Linked DNA regions of Mus musculus: region 1 is linked to region 2. Evidence: chromatin loops called from intact Hi-C (ENCODE). Cell type or tissue: gastrocnemius. All regions are shown on one strand. Links, peaks and the distances in the headings refer to the core of each region. The heading gives the core; the rest is flanking DNA. Region 1 has its middle 85 kb from the start of Nav3. Region 2 overlaps Nav3 (neuron navigator 3).

The links. Hi-C counts contacts between places; a loop is a spot of excess contacts. Peaks named below come from ENCODE experiments on the same cell type or tissue, not always from the same donor. Only the 100,000 strongest peaks of a DNase experiment are listed, where the experiment ranks them.
Region 1: a loop joins it to region 2, with 12 times the contacts of the local background. A loop is called at or near these places in 28 of 42 quality-filtered maps.

Annotation. Positions count from the first base shown.
Region 1 is chr10:110,081,061-110,089,406 of GRCm38, forward strand. It overlaps a transcript of Nav3 not described here. Among named protein-coding and RNA genes, the nearest start is that of Nav3, 85 kb to the left of the region's middle. In gastrocnemius, for the core only: a CTCF peak has its summit at 4,344 (motif pointing left); DNase peaks (open chromatin) are centred at 4,317 and 5,112.
Region 2 is chr10:109,917,468-109,925,813 of GRCm38, forward strand. All of the region lies in intron 1 of Nav3 (neuron navigator 3), which reads right to left. Among named protein-coding and RNA genes, the nearest start is that of Nav3, 79 kb to the right of the region's middle. In gastrocnemius, for the core only: CTCF peaks have their summits at 2,253 (motif pointing left) and 3,463 (motif pointing right); DNase peaks (open chromatin) are centred at 2,260, 3,477 and 4,068; H3K4me3 peaks cover 1,088 bases; H3K27ac peaks cover 869 bases.

The DNA of each region.
Region 1 (8,346 bases), core at 88-8,087, 160 kb after region 2:
CACTATAGACTACATTACCTAACTGGTGAGCTGTCAGCTTGCCTCAGTGGGGCTTCAGTGAGTCTCGGATCTGACTTTATGGACATGTCTCTTTTAGCCTTTTCTTTGCTTTCTTCAGAACACTAGGTTCATGCACTACCACTGAATATGTGTCTAAGAACAAAGTCCAGCCATTTTAAGTGCTTATCCCATGAACTTTGTCAGTCCAAAGAATGTTTATACCCTTGGTCTAATCTGCTTAAATCTAAACAAACACTTGCATTGGCCTATCTGGTTCTTTTTCTACCTTCATGCCCATGGGTAAGGAGAAGACTGATAGGATGATGTGCTAGAATGAATGGGGGTGAAGTAACACAGCCTGGAAGAGTGTAACTAGAGTTCTTAAGTTAATAGATGCCTGCCATGTAACCTAGACTGCCTGGACTAGCATCCTAACTGTAACCTCGATACACTGATCTCAGAGCTTTTGTAGTCTCAGGTATAAAAGTCAGGTAATGGGAAAATGATGTCACTGACTTTGTAACTATAAAAAATGTTATAACACTTCATAGTAAGTGCTAGATAAATATATGACATGAATAAACAACATGAACTCTTCCTGTTAAGACATACCGCTGCAGCTGACCTTTGGCGATCAGTTCAGGGACCCAGGGTGGGAGGAGCAATGCATGTTTCCATCCCTCTTAGTCCTTTCCTGAGCTGTTCCTATGAAATGAGTTTCCTAATTTTGTCTGCTTATATCAGATAGCTTTCCTTCCCACAACCTCAATTTGACACACTACATGATACATGATGCCCAAAGCAGTCAAATATTTATATAAGACAATTTGGATAGCTCTGCTAAGGGTCAAAACTGGAACCAAACTTTCACTTTCTCTCTTGATGTCACTCCTCTGGGCATTTTATATAAAGATTCTTGCAGACAAAGCACCAGTTAGGCCCAGCTGCTTGAGCCTTTACTATACTGTGAGGCTGAATATTTGATTCTTCATGGTGCAGTATATTCAAACCTGAACTTTATGTTACAACTACCATAGAATCTCCTCTTCCTATAATAGTTCTAGTAAACATGATCAATCATCAAGGCCACTCACTAAATGCCTACTGCACACACATGATGAGCTAAGTTCTGATATCTAGCATATATGTAAAATATCAGGCATGATGGTGCATATCTACAACCGCAACCCTGAGGAAAATGGCAAAATGAGTGAGGAAGGGGAACCCATGAGTTATCGCTCCCGCCCACCTAACCGTGATCAGAGACCTAATGTCTCAGAGAGGTACTGTGCTTCAGGAAGTTGGACGGAGCTTAGATTAGCACAGAGTGCATAATGCAAAAGCATGAGGAACAGAGCTTAGATCCCTGTCTTAGTCAGGGTTTCTATTCCTGCACAAACATCATGACCAAGAAGCAAGTTGGGGAGGAAAGGATTTATTCGGCTTACACTTCCATACTGCTGTTCATTACCAAGGAAGTCAGGACTGGAACTCAAGCAGGTCAGAAAGCAGGAGCCGATGCAGAGGCCATGGAGGGATGTTCTTTACTGGCTTGCTTCTCCTGGCTTGCTCAGCCTGCTCTCTTATAGAACCCAAGACTACCAGCCCAGAGATGGTCCCACCCACAAGGGGCCTTTCCCCCTTGATCACTAATTGAGAAAATGCCTTACAGTTGGATCTCATGGAGGCATTTCCTCAACTGAAGCTCCTTTCTCTGTGATAACCCCAGCTGTGTCAAGTTGACACAAAACTAGCCAGTACAATCCCCAAATCCATGCAAGAGCTGGGCATGCCGATGCACACTGTAACTGCAGCCATGGAGGAGGGGTGCAGAGATGGACATATAGTCCAGCTACCATAGCTAGCCAGAGGTTCAGGGACAGAGGCTGTTTTTTTCAAATTATAGAGAGTTATGGAAGAAAATACTTGAAGGCTCTGTATTTCTCCAACATGTGAACAGATGAACGAATTGTCTTTATATGAGAACTTCTTTTGGCTTCCCTCCCTGCTTCCCTGCTCCTACAATGGATTGGGTTTCTTATTCTGATTCGGGTGAGATGTTACTTTACCAGGAAAAGCATGCCCAACTCTTCATACAAGAATAATGCTTAGTATTATGTTGAAATCTGCTTTTTGTTTTCATGCCCAAGGAAAATACTTATTAATTTATTCTCTTATCCATTCCTTGGTTTTACTTCTCCTTTATCTATACCTTGTTCCAATGGTAGAGGAACTCCTATTTATGAAAAATAGCCCAATCATTGCAGAGTACCTATCATAAATTTAGCACACATAAATATCTTTGAATAGATACGCTATTTGGCATTAAGATAGAGGATAATTATGACAAGCACCTGCTCTATAGTAAACTTCAAATGGCTGTTTAAAAAGATAACCAGTTAAGGCTACAAGCATAAGAAAATGCACAGCACAACCATGGGCTAAAAACAAACATGTGTATACACATTATGATTCAACTATGAAAATGAATTGAAAGCATGAATGCATCAGAAAAAATTGCTCACGCCCAAGTGACCATGTTCCAATCCTAGAAGGACATCTGTAGTTTCTAGAGATGTCTAAGTAGGTCCATTTTGATCTAGTGAAATCTATTTTAGGGCTCTGACCCTCAGAACTGAAATAGAGATACCTTTTCTTCAAGGCTCCTTCATGTAGTATTTTGTTACAGCAACAACAGGCAAAAGACACAGGAGAATACATCCATGTAGGACAGCTTACATGCATTTCCTTTTAAAATTCTACATGGATTCACGGGCAAGAATCCCATAACTGCCATTTTATGCTTACATCTTTGCTTCTCAGCAGAGCTCATAGAACAAGACTGCTATGTTTCTCCTTAGTACTGAGATAGATAGATAGATAGATAGATGATAGATAGATAGATAGATAGATAGATAGATAGATAGATAGATGATAGATAATAGATGATAGATAGATAGATAGATGATAGATAGATAGATAGATAGATAGATGATAGATAATAGATGATAGATAGATAGATAGATAGATAGATGATAGATAATAGATGATAGATGATAGATGAGAGATAGATGGATAGATAGATGATAGATAATAGATTGATAGATGATAGATGGATAGATAGATAGATGGATAGATAGATGGATGGATAGATAGATGATAGATAGATAGATGATTGATAGATTAATAAATAGGTAGATGATAGGTAGATAATTAGATAGATGATAGATGAATAGACAGATAGATAATGGATAGATAATATATAGATAGATGATACATTGATAGATGATAGATGATAGAAAGATAATGGATATATAATAGATATATAGATAGATAGGGTGGTAGATTTTCACAGTGAAAAATGGAGTCTCGAAAAATATTTTCTTTTATACCTTATTATAGCAATAACAAAAACATTTAAATGTACTTGATTTTGGGATCTACAGATTCTGTTGTATTTCTTAAATGGTGTTAATGGGGTAAGGCCTTCAAAAGAGAAGTATGTATTGACAGAGGTTCCTACATGTGTATTAAACATGTGTGTGTGTGTGTAGCAGTTGTGTACATGTGTGCAGGTGTGGATGCCAATATGTGCACAGTAGCAAGAGATGGCTGCTGGCTGTTCTTTCTTATTACTCTCTACCTTAGTCCTGTGAGACAGAGTCTCTCACTGGACCTGGTGCAAGGCCAGCAGCCAGAAGCCTCCAAACCCCCTCCTGCCCCATACAGTCCTGAGGGTACGTGTACCATGCCTGACTTTGTAAATGGGTGCTAGGATCCTAACTCAGCCTCTCATGCTTTCAGAGCAAGCAGTATAACCCTCAGAGCCAACCAGTGCCACGTCTAGATACTTACTTCTTGAAATTTGTAAGAGAACAGTGTTTATTTTAGATACTTACTAAAAAGATTATAAAATGTATTCATACTCTTTCTGAAGTCACATAGCATTCTAGCTCATCCGTCTACTTAAGGAGTGTAAATCCATGTATAATGATTGAAATATAAATTAGTAGCATACACAGGCTTTATTTATAGAAGTAACATAAATAAGAACTTCTCAGTACAAACCAACACCCCCCTCCCCATGACATGTACATACACTTAAATAATTCATGTTATCTCTAGTAATTTTCTGGTGAGTGGGGATTAGATTTTTGTTTTCATTTCTTCAAAGGATCAAATTTCAGTGATATCTAACAGAGAAGGGATCACCAAAAGCAAATAGGAAGAACACAACAGAACAAAAAACCAAGGGCAAATCTCCACACAGAGGCTTGCAAAGAGCACAAATTGCTTTCGTTTCCCTCTCGCGCTCCCTTGTGGCCATGTTGTGTATTGCTGAATCCTGCAAATGAAAATTACAACAAACCCCTCCTGGCATTTGAGATTTTATTTAATATGTAAACATCGTAAATATATTTAACCTCTCTACCTCCCCAATTATGAATGTTCAATACAAGCGTACTCCATAATCCAATTCATAGTTCCTTCCAGGACTGAGCATCTCTGAGTTAATTTAACTTCACAAACACTTTCCTTAGAGTTTCACAGGCACTATATACAACATGCCATCTTACCAGAATTATCTGAAAGATGAAATTTTGAGAGAAATAGACATCACTCTCCATCTTTATGTTGAGAACACTATATTTAACATCTGTGATATCTATCTAACTTTCCCGCCATCTTATATGTATATCAAGAAGTGTAACATATTTGCACGCGCGCGCACACACACACACACACACACACACACACACAAACTGAATGAGAGAACACACACAAACTGAATGAGAGAAGTATTCTGTCCATTTAGTGGTTAAAGAGAAGGGATAGTTTGTTAGGCAACTAGGAAACTCAAGAGACAAGGACTCAAATGCACATTCAATTTCAAAGAATAAATGAATGAGAGCATGTGTGTGTGTGTGTGTGTGTGTGTTGGTAAAGCATATGCAGCAAGGTCAAACATTTGGGATTTCAACAGAAGAAAGTCAAGTATTCACTGTATGAGCCACAGAAACAGAAGTGAAACTGGCAGAAAATCACAGCAATATTTGTGCCAGTGGTCAGGACTGCCAGGGAGTCCAGTTGAGAGTGTGTGGGAATCCACAAGGGGCACTGTCTCTTCGCATGACCCTACTTCATGTATAGTCAGAATTGACTGCTTGTTTGGGTTAGAAACACCTGGATGAGTGACAGGCTCCTCTGGGTGTGTCTGGAATGTCATTCCCAGAGACAAACCCATCCTGAAGCCTCTGATCTGATGCGTGGATCCACACACGGATAGAGTCACACTATGCCTGTGTTATTTGAGAGTTGGTGAAAGGTAGGAAGTATGTGTTTCCGTAGGGGAAGTAGGTCATGGAGCAGGTTGACTTAGAAGCTAAACTTTACCCTGGCCTCTTTCTGTATTCTTTCCCCTGCTTCTTCGCTACCATGGTGTAAAATGATAGTTTGTACATTTTGCCCATAGTAAATTACTGCTCTGAAACTGTGAACCCAGATGAGTCTTTGCTCTCTCCAGTCACTAGGTCTAGTATCTGGTCGCAGGAGTGCAAAAGCCTGACTAATATACCCCTTCTATACTTTCATGATCATTAACCAACCAAGAATTTATAATTTGGCTTTGCACCTGGATTTCCCGCTGGGAGAAGATATGTCAGCCAGAATATTCAAGCCATCCACAGCATCTGTCTTGATTTGAAGTTTATTTGTATGAGTGGGAAGAAGTCATGTCCATTTTGTTGAACACTGACATTTTAATAGGTACCAGAGTGCTGGGCACATAGTAGAACATTCTAAACATCTGCTCAGCTCTGTTGGTCTCAACAGCCTGCCAGCCTCCTTAAGCAACAGCTCAGCACAACCCATTCGCGAGTCAATTTCTCTTTTATTTTTCAATACCACTGAATGTAAAACTCAGCTGGCATAGTTACACAGAACTGAAAGGTCACCTGGCGTATGGTTTTGTTTATTGATAGTTACTTCAGTAAGAGGTGGGGCTAACTAATAGGAAACCAAGTGGAGGCCCAGCACAACAAGACATTTAACACACCACAGCATCTCCCAGAAGCCAGCAGTAACAACATCACTCACACATCTGGATCTTACCACTCTGCCCTGTGTCTTGCATAGAATGGGCAGTCGACCAATTATTTGTTGAAGAGTAGGGAATGCTGTTGCTCCTTCCCTAGGTGGAGAAACTGGGTGTATTTTAAAGAGTTCATCATAAAGTAGGAAGTATTGGAAGCAGGGTTGATCAGAAAGTCTGTACACATTTACCTATACCTTATCTTACTGAAGCTGTGTGCCAAGGATGAATGGCAAAGCGTAAAGACAATAACACAATTATTTTCAAATCCAGAGAGCTAACTTTAATGAATAAGATTTTGGCTAGAAAATTATTATCTCCAAACACATTTTCAAGGCACAGAAGGAAATTTCTATCAGCAATGCCACGCTATAAATATTTGGCCTAATCCAAGTTCACTTCAGATTATTCCTTTAATTGAAACTATTTCCCTATATAAACAAACGAAAAGAACAGCCTGGACTTTCTTCAAAACAATCTATACAGTCAATGACCCATATAATAACATTATTAAACAAAATTTCCTTCAGACTTTAGCAGAATTATTTTTCCCAAAATACCACAATGTATGTGTAATCAGAATACTTCCTTCTTTTAAAAAATGTTTTACAGTTAGCTTTATATTAAAAGTTATAGCTGTCAGTGGAAGAGGATGTGCCTCATTCTGCAGTGACTTGATGTCCCAGGGAGCCTAGCATCACTGTCTCCTGAGAGGCTTCATCCAGCAGCTGATGGAAACCACAGCCAAACACTAGGCTGAGCTCCAGAGTCTTGTGGAAGTGTAGGGAAGAGAACTGAGAGAGCAGGAAGAGTCAGGGACACCACAAGAGCCCTACAGAGCCCTACTAACCAGGGCCTGTGGGAGCTCACAGAGACCAAACCACCAACCAAAGACCATGTAGAGCCTGGACCTAGACCCCGCTTCATATTTGTAACAGATGTACAGCTTGGTCTTAATTTGGACCCCCTAACAACTGGGGTGGGAGCTGCCTCTGACTCATTTGCCTCCCAGTGGATCCCCTTCCCCTACCTGGTCTGCCTGGTTGGGCCTCAGTGAAGGAAAATACTCTTATTCCTCCTGTGATTTGATGTCCCAGTGAAGGGTGAGACCCAATGTGGCTTCCCCTTTGTTGAGAAGTATGGCTAAGAGGGATTTGTAAGGGTGGGGCTGGGAGGAGAGGGAGGAGGCTGTGACCAGGTTGTTAAGTCGATAAATGAATAAATAAATAAGTAAATATATAAATAGAAAAAAGCCAATAAAAAGTTACAGCTGAACATAATTATTGGCATAATGTTTGCACAGAATTATCAGCATTCTTCTACCTGATGCTTTAACACTCAACATAAGTCTACACTTTTCTTGGAAATTACAAGTACATTTATTACAAGAACACTCCATTCTTTTTTTGTTTTCCTGAACAAAGGGTAATTAAAATTCCTCTTAAACAACATATGTTAGTCACATCACAGTACACAGTGCAGCCCAAATGCAGCTGAATTCGTTTTCATGTTTTCCCTTGTCTGTAGAAACGCACTCCTACAATCAAACAAAAGAATAAACAAGAATGAGCATCATGTTGAAGAGTTGTCCGGGAGCTTCATTGTTGCCCTTCTTCAATGAAAACATTTGTGCAGCAGAAAACTGAGACAGGATGCCAGCCTTTCAACACACAAAGCACAAGCCTGGTGATGGCTGAGAGCATGACGTCATAATTCCTGGAGGTGCATGATGTCATCATTCCTGGAGGTATATTGGCCTCCTGTTTCTTACAAAAGAAAAGCCCAAACAGCCAATGTTTTCCAGGCCTGGTTAGAGCTCTTTCTCTGGGATGAGAAGAGTCCACAAAGGGACTTTCCTCAATCCATAAGCGAGGGGCTTTTAAGAAGATACACATGTGTATCACCTCTCACAAGTTTGGGAACAGTCTTGCATAGCTTTGAATTTCTCCAGGAAATCTGCAGTGTCAATCCCCACATCTCTGAGAATGGGTGAGGACTTTACGGCATTTTAAAAGTCTCAGAGTTTGGACTAATAGCTTCATTGTTTTAACATGCAGGATAAACGGAAACAGTGGTTTAGAAAAGAAAGACATAACTAAAGATGATTCTCTTCATCTGTGATTGTTCTGTGATGTTTTATCCCTTAGAAATATCTGGTATAAATGTAAATGCAAAATATCTACACAAATAATTGAATTTTAAGATTTCAGCATATCAGAAAGGAAAGTTTATATGAGTTAAAGTATAGAGCATAC
Region 2 (8,346 bases), core at 208-8,207:
CAGTAACTTAGTTGAATACTTCCTTCTCTCCCCCTTGCACTCCCGCTGCTACCAGCAGGTCTGCATCTGCATGGCTTTCTTCACTGCCCTGAGTTATGAATGAGGTACTTCCCTCAGTACCTCACACAGTGTAACTCATTCAATCCTAGGAGGAAGTTCCCTGAGAGAGTCACACTTCCCTTATAGATAAAAGAGCCCTAAGGCAAGGGAATACCTTTTCCCAAGTTGGTGGTTGGTTAATCACTATACAGAAGAAAAGGCGGGGAGGGGCTTCTGGCTCATGGTTTGTGCTCTAGGTGCACACGAAAGGATATGTCACTAATGATCTGCCCTGAACTCTCATCTCCTGCAGCTGTTCCCACTACGTGAGACAGCCATCTCAAAATATAGGGGAAAGGTTCTTTGACTGTTACCATGTCTGGCACTGACAGAGAACACAGAGAGTAATCCATACTTATGGTTTGCAAATGTTTAACAAGGCAAGGGCAATCTATAAATGCTTCACAAAAGGATAATTTTTTTTAAAAATAGCAGTACAAGACACTTTTGGATTCCATTTTGTTTGTAGGGAAACAAATCGAAGAAAGAAAAAAAACTTGAGTTTTTAAAATCTTATTTCCTGTGATTCCTAATGATATTCTGCTACACTCACAGGCTGGTCCAATTGTCATCAGAGAGGCACCATACAACAATGGATGGGACTAGACACAGAGATTTACAGGAAAATACTGGAGGGAAGCTGTCAGGGGGCAGGGAAACCTAGAAGAAGAGGAGGGGGAGGAGGAAGGATTGTAGGAGACAGAGGTGTGGAGGACATCACAAGAACAAGACCCACAGAATCAACTCAGCAAGGCTCATAGAGGCTGGCAGAGACTGAAGTAACAACAACACACCTTTTATGGGCCTAAGGTAGCTCTTCTTCATACATACCACAGTTATGTAGTTTGGTGTTCTTAGGATTCTGAACATTGGGTGTGGGTAGTGTCTCTGACTCCTTTGTCTACACATTGGACCCTTTTCTTTTTTTCCTCTGTTGCCCTGTCCAGTCTTGATATAAGGGTTTGTACCTAATTTTATTGCAACTTGTTGCGCATGTTCTGTTGATTTTCCTAAAAGGCCTGTTCTCATGATTGAAGGGAAACAGAACAGGAGTGGATCTGGGGGAGAGAAGTAGGGGGAAGACAGGGAGGAGGGGAGCAGAGGGTAGGGGGAATGGAGGTTGGAATGCAAGGTGGGAGAGAAGGCTAGAAACAAATTAAAATTAAAAATAAATAAAATGAATCTTGTTTTGGTTCTTGGCTCATAAGTGGATTTAATAACAGAGCTAAATTAAAGTTAAAGTTGTTGTTTAAAAAGAAAAACACTCTACAGAATACATGACATGCTAGAAAATATGTGTAAGAAGTTCTTGTGGCCTGACACTATTACTGATGTTGTGGTGTGCTTATAAACAGGGACCTATCAGGACTGCCCTCTGGAAGGCCCAACAAGCAGCTGAAAGAGTCAGATGCAGCTATTTGCAACCAACCAATGGACAGAAACTGGCGACCCCTGTGGTGGAATTAGGGACGGCTGGAAGAAGCTGAGGAGGAAGGCAACCCTGTAGGAGGACCAGTAGTCTCAACTGACATGACCTGAGATTTCTCCAACACTGAGCCACCAAACAGGCAGTATACACCAGCTGATATGAGGCCCCCATACAGACATACAGTAGAGGACTGCTGGGTCTGGTCTCAATCAGAGAATATGCACCTAACTCTCAAGAGACTGGAAACCCAGGGAGTGGAGAGGTCTGGTGGGGTGGGGTATTGGGGGGTGGGGAGCGGTGAAACATCCTTTCAGAGACTGGGGGAAGAAGGTATGGGTGTGGAACAGTCAGAAGGTGGACTGGGAGGCGAATAAAGTCTGGAATGTAAAAAAAAAACCGATTAAATAAACAAAAGAAGGAAAAGTTGTTCTTCTGGATGAAACACAAAGTTTCAAGAGGGTAAAGCTGGCTGATTGAGAATTTTCGACCTCTGGTTTGGGTATGTGATCCCTCACTCTGGTGATAAATTGATTGACAGAACTCTTTAGCACAGGCCAGTGTTTGTCACATTTAGACCCTAGACCATCACCTGAGTCATGTATGAACTTTTAAGGAACTATTTATTTATTTTTATGTGGATTGATGTTTTCCTGTCTGTATGTCTGTGTGAGGGTGTCAGATCCTTTGGAACTGGAGTTGCAGGCAGTAGTGTGCCACCTTGTGGCTGCTGGGAATTGAACCTGGGTCCTCCAGAAAGAGTAGCCAGTGCTCTTATCAGCTGAGCCAACTTTCCAGCTTCCATGCATGAACTTTTATAGACATACCCAGTTCTACTGTCTCACAGGCTCTGGATGGTGGGGCCAGAAAACAATCATGAGGCTTCCACGGGGTTCTAAAGTGGGCTCCTGTTTATAAATACTTACATGGATAAATACACTTCACAAATTAAAAGCAATTAGACTATAAGAGTTAAGCACCTCTCAACACAGAGGGCACATTATTCTGTGTTCATGGAGTTCACAATAGCATAGCTTACTTCTTGTATGTCCAAGAAAACACCAGCCCACGACAGGATGCATGGGGATGTTCTTTGCAAACCATTCATTCCTGTGTTTTAAGACCTTCATATTATTGGTGATAAAATTGGTAGATTGTCTCAAGAGAGAAATAACATCCTTTCCTTTTCTTTCTAGCTCTTCTTTTCTTCATTAAGTTCTTAACTTGTTTATTATCAACTGGAATGTGGAAGAATCATACTTTTTATTCACTTAGTCTTGAACCACCGGAGTTAGAAGTTGAGAATGCCCTGCCTGTTGTGTTATAAACTACAGCGAAAGTATCAGAACTCAGAACTCAGCAGCTCTGTCCATTCCTGTCCTGACAGCAAATAACAGCGAACAAACAATTCGGGGTAAAAGAGACATTAAGGTACAGGCTTTCTTGAAATGTTCAATTATTTCTTGCTCCATGAGTTCTATACAAACAACAGCCAAACAGAACCCAAAAATTATCTGGAAGGTTTTACATAATCTATGTATGTGTGTATAGCCATATAGATATATTGATATATCTATACATATGTGTGTACATGTATATATGTAAAATATGCATATATATACAAATATGTATGTGCATATGTATATATGAATACGTGTACATATGTATATATGTATATACATACATAAACATATATAATTATATATACATATATACACATTTATGCATATACACACAACACACACAAATATACATATATATACACATAAATACATACATACATACCTGTGTACACATGTATACGTACATATAAACCTTACACATGGTGACTTCTGGCCTTTGTCTCTATTAAGGTCACCTTGACAATATTTTTTTAAAGTCAAACAATGTATCTGCTACCCTTTTCTCTTTGGCTACATGCTATAGCTGCAGCCAACCACGAGGTGGCACTAGGTATACGTGCCAGTAAGACAATCATAATAGTAGATGTGGCTGAGGGCTTTGTCACCCTGAACAGGCAGAACTCAACTCCCATAATGAGAGAACCACAGGACCACAACAGAGCACCCAGACTTCAAAGTCGTCATCTTAATGGCCATCTGAAAAGCCTCCAAATTTCATCTTAAAATCCTTTCATTTTAAATGGACCGCAATGGCCAGACTGCTGAGGAAATCATATGAACCCCTAACAAATTATCGTGAAGAGATAATCAAACGACTTCATGAAGTGGAAAATAAAAATGAAAAACAAGCACAAAGCTGACAGGCTTATCCTCATCAAGTGTCATACTGCCTTTAGACATGTATAGGTTCAAGTCCCCAAACTATTCTAAAAACGATCTTGCTTTATGAACTTTCTTTTCCAGTGAGTGAAACAACTTATCAAGAACTATGTGCAATACAGGCTAAAACATTTTAACATAAATGGAAAACACAAGCGGTAAATATTTTCCCGAGACAGGGAAGCTGACCTAAACCCATGTGCATTTCCCCAATCCCTTAGCTTCTCCCACTCAGTCTGCCCACTGCCCCTCCCCCGCCACAATGAAGTTCAATTGCGGAAGGTTTTCAGATGTGGAAAGATTGGAGCCTGGAGTCAGGAGCACTCGGCTCCTCTCCCAGCCCCACCACTTACTACTAGGGCTGGATTTTCCTTCTCACAAATGCGGGGATCACACGCTTATCTCCCCTGCCTCTCTCGCAGGGAGGATGAACTTTAATGGGAAACATCTGCAAAAGCAAAGTCCATCACGCAATGCGAAGCATCGCTATTGTAACCAATGGGACGTGGCATCTACGAATTACATTTTAATATCTATTCTACAGTCACAGAACACTTTCAGATTGCTATTTCAAGGCATTCCATTTTTTTAAAAAAAATATTTTAAACCATTGCTCATGTAAATACTAAAATGGCTTGTTTGGGTTGAAAGATACTCTCGAGATACCTAAAATGTTTTATTTTCACACACTGCCTTTATTCTGAAGTTGATCTCTGTTCATATTTGATGTATTGCTTAATATGTGCCAAGGAAAAAATATATATTCAGATAGAAAGTCAGATATTGGCCTCTCATATGTCTTTATAATTGACTGTGTTGTTCAGGAGAGACAGCTCAGCGTAAAGAAGGCTTGCTTTGCCAGGATGAGGACTTACTACGTTTGCATTGCCAGCCCATACGTTAAAGCAAGGCACGACACAGTACATTTCTGTAATCCGGGACAAAGAACAGAGACAAAAGGATCCTGGGTGGCTCATCGGTCAGCCAGTATAGCCATGCTAGTGAGCTCTAGGTTTATCGAAGGTACCCTTTAACAAAGTTATAAGATCAATAATGACATAGGAAGACAGGTGGCATCAACATGTGGCTTTTCCCTGCACATATGTACATGTGCAGACAAACTAGAACACATACACGCCACCATACACACTTCAGTGTAGTGTCATTCTTAGGCACTCGAAACTGACTTCAAAAATACTAGCTCGCTGATGTCAAAGAAAATTAGTAAAATTAATAAAACAACCAAAAACCAGTTTAAACCAGTGTTTGGATTTCCAGAAGCTCAGAATGATTCTGCATTCAAAGTGAAAACAGGAGACCCCTCATCTATTATCCTCACACGGAGAAGTATAGCTATCAGGAGTTTAGGTTGAGGTGCTGGCCAGGATAGCTATCATCAGTAATGAACAGAGGTGGGAGCAGAAATAGCATTCTGTTCAGAAATAATTTACGTAGGTAGAGAGACGCATGCCCAGATCCCAAAACTCAGATACACTAGCCACCAATGAAGCAGAATATTCCCCAAGTAGAGGAGTTGAAATCAGGTATTAATAAAAGACATGAACCTGGATGCTCTCAGGCACCTTCATAATATCAATTAATTTTATTCTAAGAAATGGCCTCAGAAAGGGCCTATCTGTTTTCCCTTCAATGAAGGGAAATTGCAGAGTCATAAAATTATCCGAAGACATGTGCGTGGTCTTGCATCTTCTGGAAGAGTAGGTAATTGGAACACCAGGCTGAACTAAGGAAGACACTTCAGGTTCCAATGAGGAGAATCTTGTACTTCAAGTTCAGTGGCAAAGAGACTCAGGGAGAGCTTGGACCCCACTGCTGCAGCTGCTCTTATGTCCTAGGACATGCCACCAAAGCCAGCCATTTAATCCTCACATGTCAGTCACAGTGTAGATCCCACTTAGTCCTGTGAGCCTGATTTTATCTAATCAAAGAGGAGTTTTTGGGAAGTTAGCAGCAAACAAGTATGGAAACTGTCCTTACCTTCTCCATACACACACACACACACACACACACACACACACACACACACACACACACCATATATATTTACTCACACCAGTCCATCATTATTTGCTTGTACAATTAATATTACATTTGCATATACAGTGTTACATTTGTCAAGCGATATAGCCTTTTTTTTTTGTAAATTAACTTCTCAACAATGTATGATTTTAACCCACCATTTCCTAAGATCTTACACCTGTTTATATTTGATGTTCTGAGTTATCTCCAAGGCAAAGGACTTTAGATCTAAAATGTAAAACATTTTTCCTAAATCAACCCTAAGTTGCACTACTCAATAAAAGCATTACTTTCTAATATACTTTTGTTGAATAACAGTTACAGTTTGTTGACTAGTCCAAGTTCCTAGCCTTTATTTACAAGTATTGGGAACTTGTAACTATATACACATCTCCTGAACAATGAGATTTTGTGGGTAGCTTTTATGAGGGTTAGAGGAAGATGGTAGTAACCCTGGCTTTTAAAGGAGCCAGAATAGGTAGAAAAAATAGAAAAGCCTGAACATTCTTTTTAAGATTTATTTTATTTATATGAGTACATTGTAGCTGTCTTCAGACACACCAGAAGAGGGCATTGGATCTCATTACAGATGGTTGTGAGCCACCATGTTGGTTGCTTAGAATTGAACTCAGATCCTCTGGAAGAGTAGTCAGTGCTCTTAACTACTGAGCCATCTCTCCGGCCCCAAGCCTGAACCTTTGAACACATTAAATGCATCTGAAAAACATTACTGAAAATGGTGCTAATTTCAAAACCTACCATAACAATACTTCTAATATTTCCAAAACAAAGTAATCACTTGCTTCTCTTAGAAATTATATGTTGCTCGCCTCAAATTCCAAACAGGGATAGCCCACAATTAGAAAAGACCATTAGATAATCAAATCTTAATTAGCTTTTTAATGATGGTAAATAAATAATAAGCAGTGGGTTTTTTGAAGCTAACATCCTGATGGTGAGATCCAGCAGAAAGTGTGGTGGTGTGCTTGCCCCTGAGCACAGCACACAGCAGACTCTCTCCATGAGAGCACACATTCTCGGCAGGAAGCAGATGTGTGCTAAGTTAATGTGATTTATTTTGCCTTTTCTGAAAAATAAAAAAAAATGATGTCTTTCAGGAGTTTCTAAGGAAACATATTAGAGTTTAAGAAATAAGCTAAATTGCAGATCTTGGAACACTTGCCTAACCTATATCATGATGAATAGGAGACACAGAAGTAGATAAAGACATGAGCCCTTGCTTGGCTTTAATGACTTTTTTCTTACTGTACGCGTTTCTAAGGATGCTGAATTCTGACAGCATCTCCTGAGTCCATCCAGGAGTGAGGCAGGACAGCCACCTTGGATTCTCCGGGGGCTTCTGTCTGATATGTATCTTCTGAGTATGCACTCTAAATACAATAATTATCATAGGTTTACTTGATGTGGTGAAACCAATGCTACAGCTCAAGCCAGCTCCCCACCAAGAGCTGAAAATGCAATCTGTGACCACAGCCCGACCTTTATCTGAGACCAATCGATGATTAGAAACTGGCTCTCCATTCATTCATTTCTTGTTAAAGGACACCGAATGTCTGTTTCATTTATCTTTCTTCCCCCACTGTGGTATTCATGCCTTTTTAAAAAACTAAGGCAAGAATTCCTAATTCTTCCAATATTGCATTGTCTTTAGAAGCATTCTCCTATCCTTTACCCCTCAAAACAGTTCTTTAGTTTATTATTTGCCTTTGTTTGAATAAAATACTTGGTTGGTAGTATATCATCTATGCTGTATATCATAATGATGATCACAATGTTCACTCTACAAACTTTGTTTCTCCAGCACTGAATTGGGGTTGGACACTTGACAGTGTGACTTTAATACACATAATGGCATGGGTGCTTTTTGTTCGCTTACTCATGGAAGACTTAGCTGCCATGTGAATATCTGGGCTATGATAAAGGCTGACAAACATCATATGGACTGGATGAAGCCTTCATTGTCTAAGTTGCTAAGGTCCTTATGGTGTCTAGAAGTAGTCACTTCCATGGATGGATGGGATATTGAGTATATATTGTACATGTGCTTTCTTTATAGAGTCCAGAGCAGGTGACAAATCAACAATTTGCAAACAAAATAAATATTGGCTATCTTTTAAGATATGGAGTAATTTGTTTTGTTATTACTGCTGTTGATTAAAGGAAAAAAATCTACCTTCTACATTTTTCCAATAGCTAGAACAGGTGTAGTTGTATGCCATACAACTGGCATAAAGGTCCATATAATTAATAGTCACGGCATCATCAAATAGTCTTACTTTATGAATTAATGGCAAATAGAATGCAGATGCTATGTATAAACTAATAGTTCTCTAAAAATAAAATAGCCTTGACTATGGAATCCTGACCAAAGTAAAGCTCACAGGGTGATGTTAATATGCATTTTACTTAGGGAGAACATTAATAAGCTAAACTGTGGTCAGCCCATGGAGCCCCAGTGGTCTACACAAAAGGGAATAA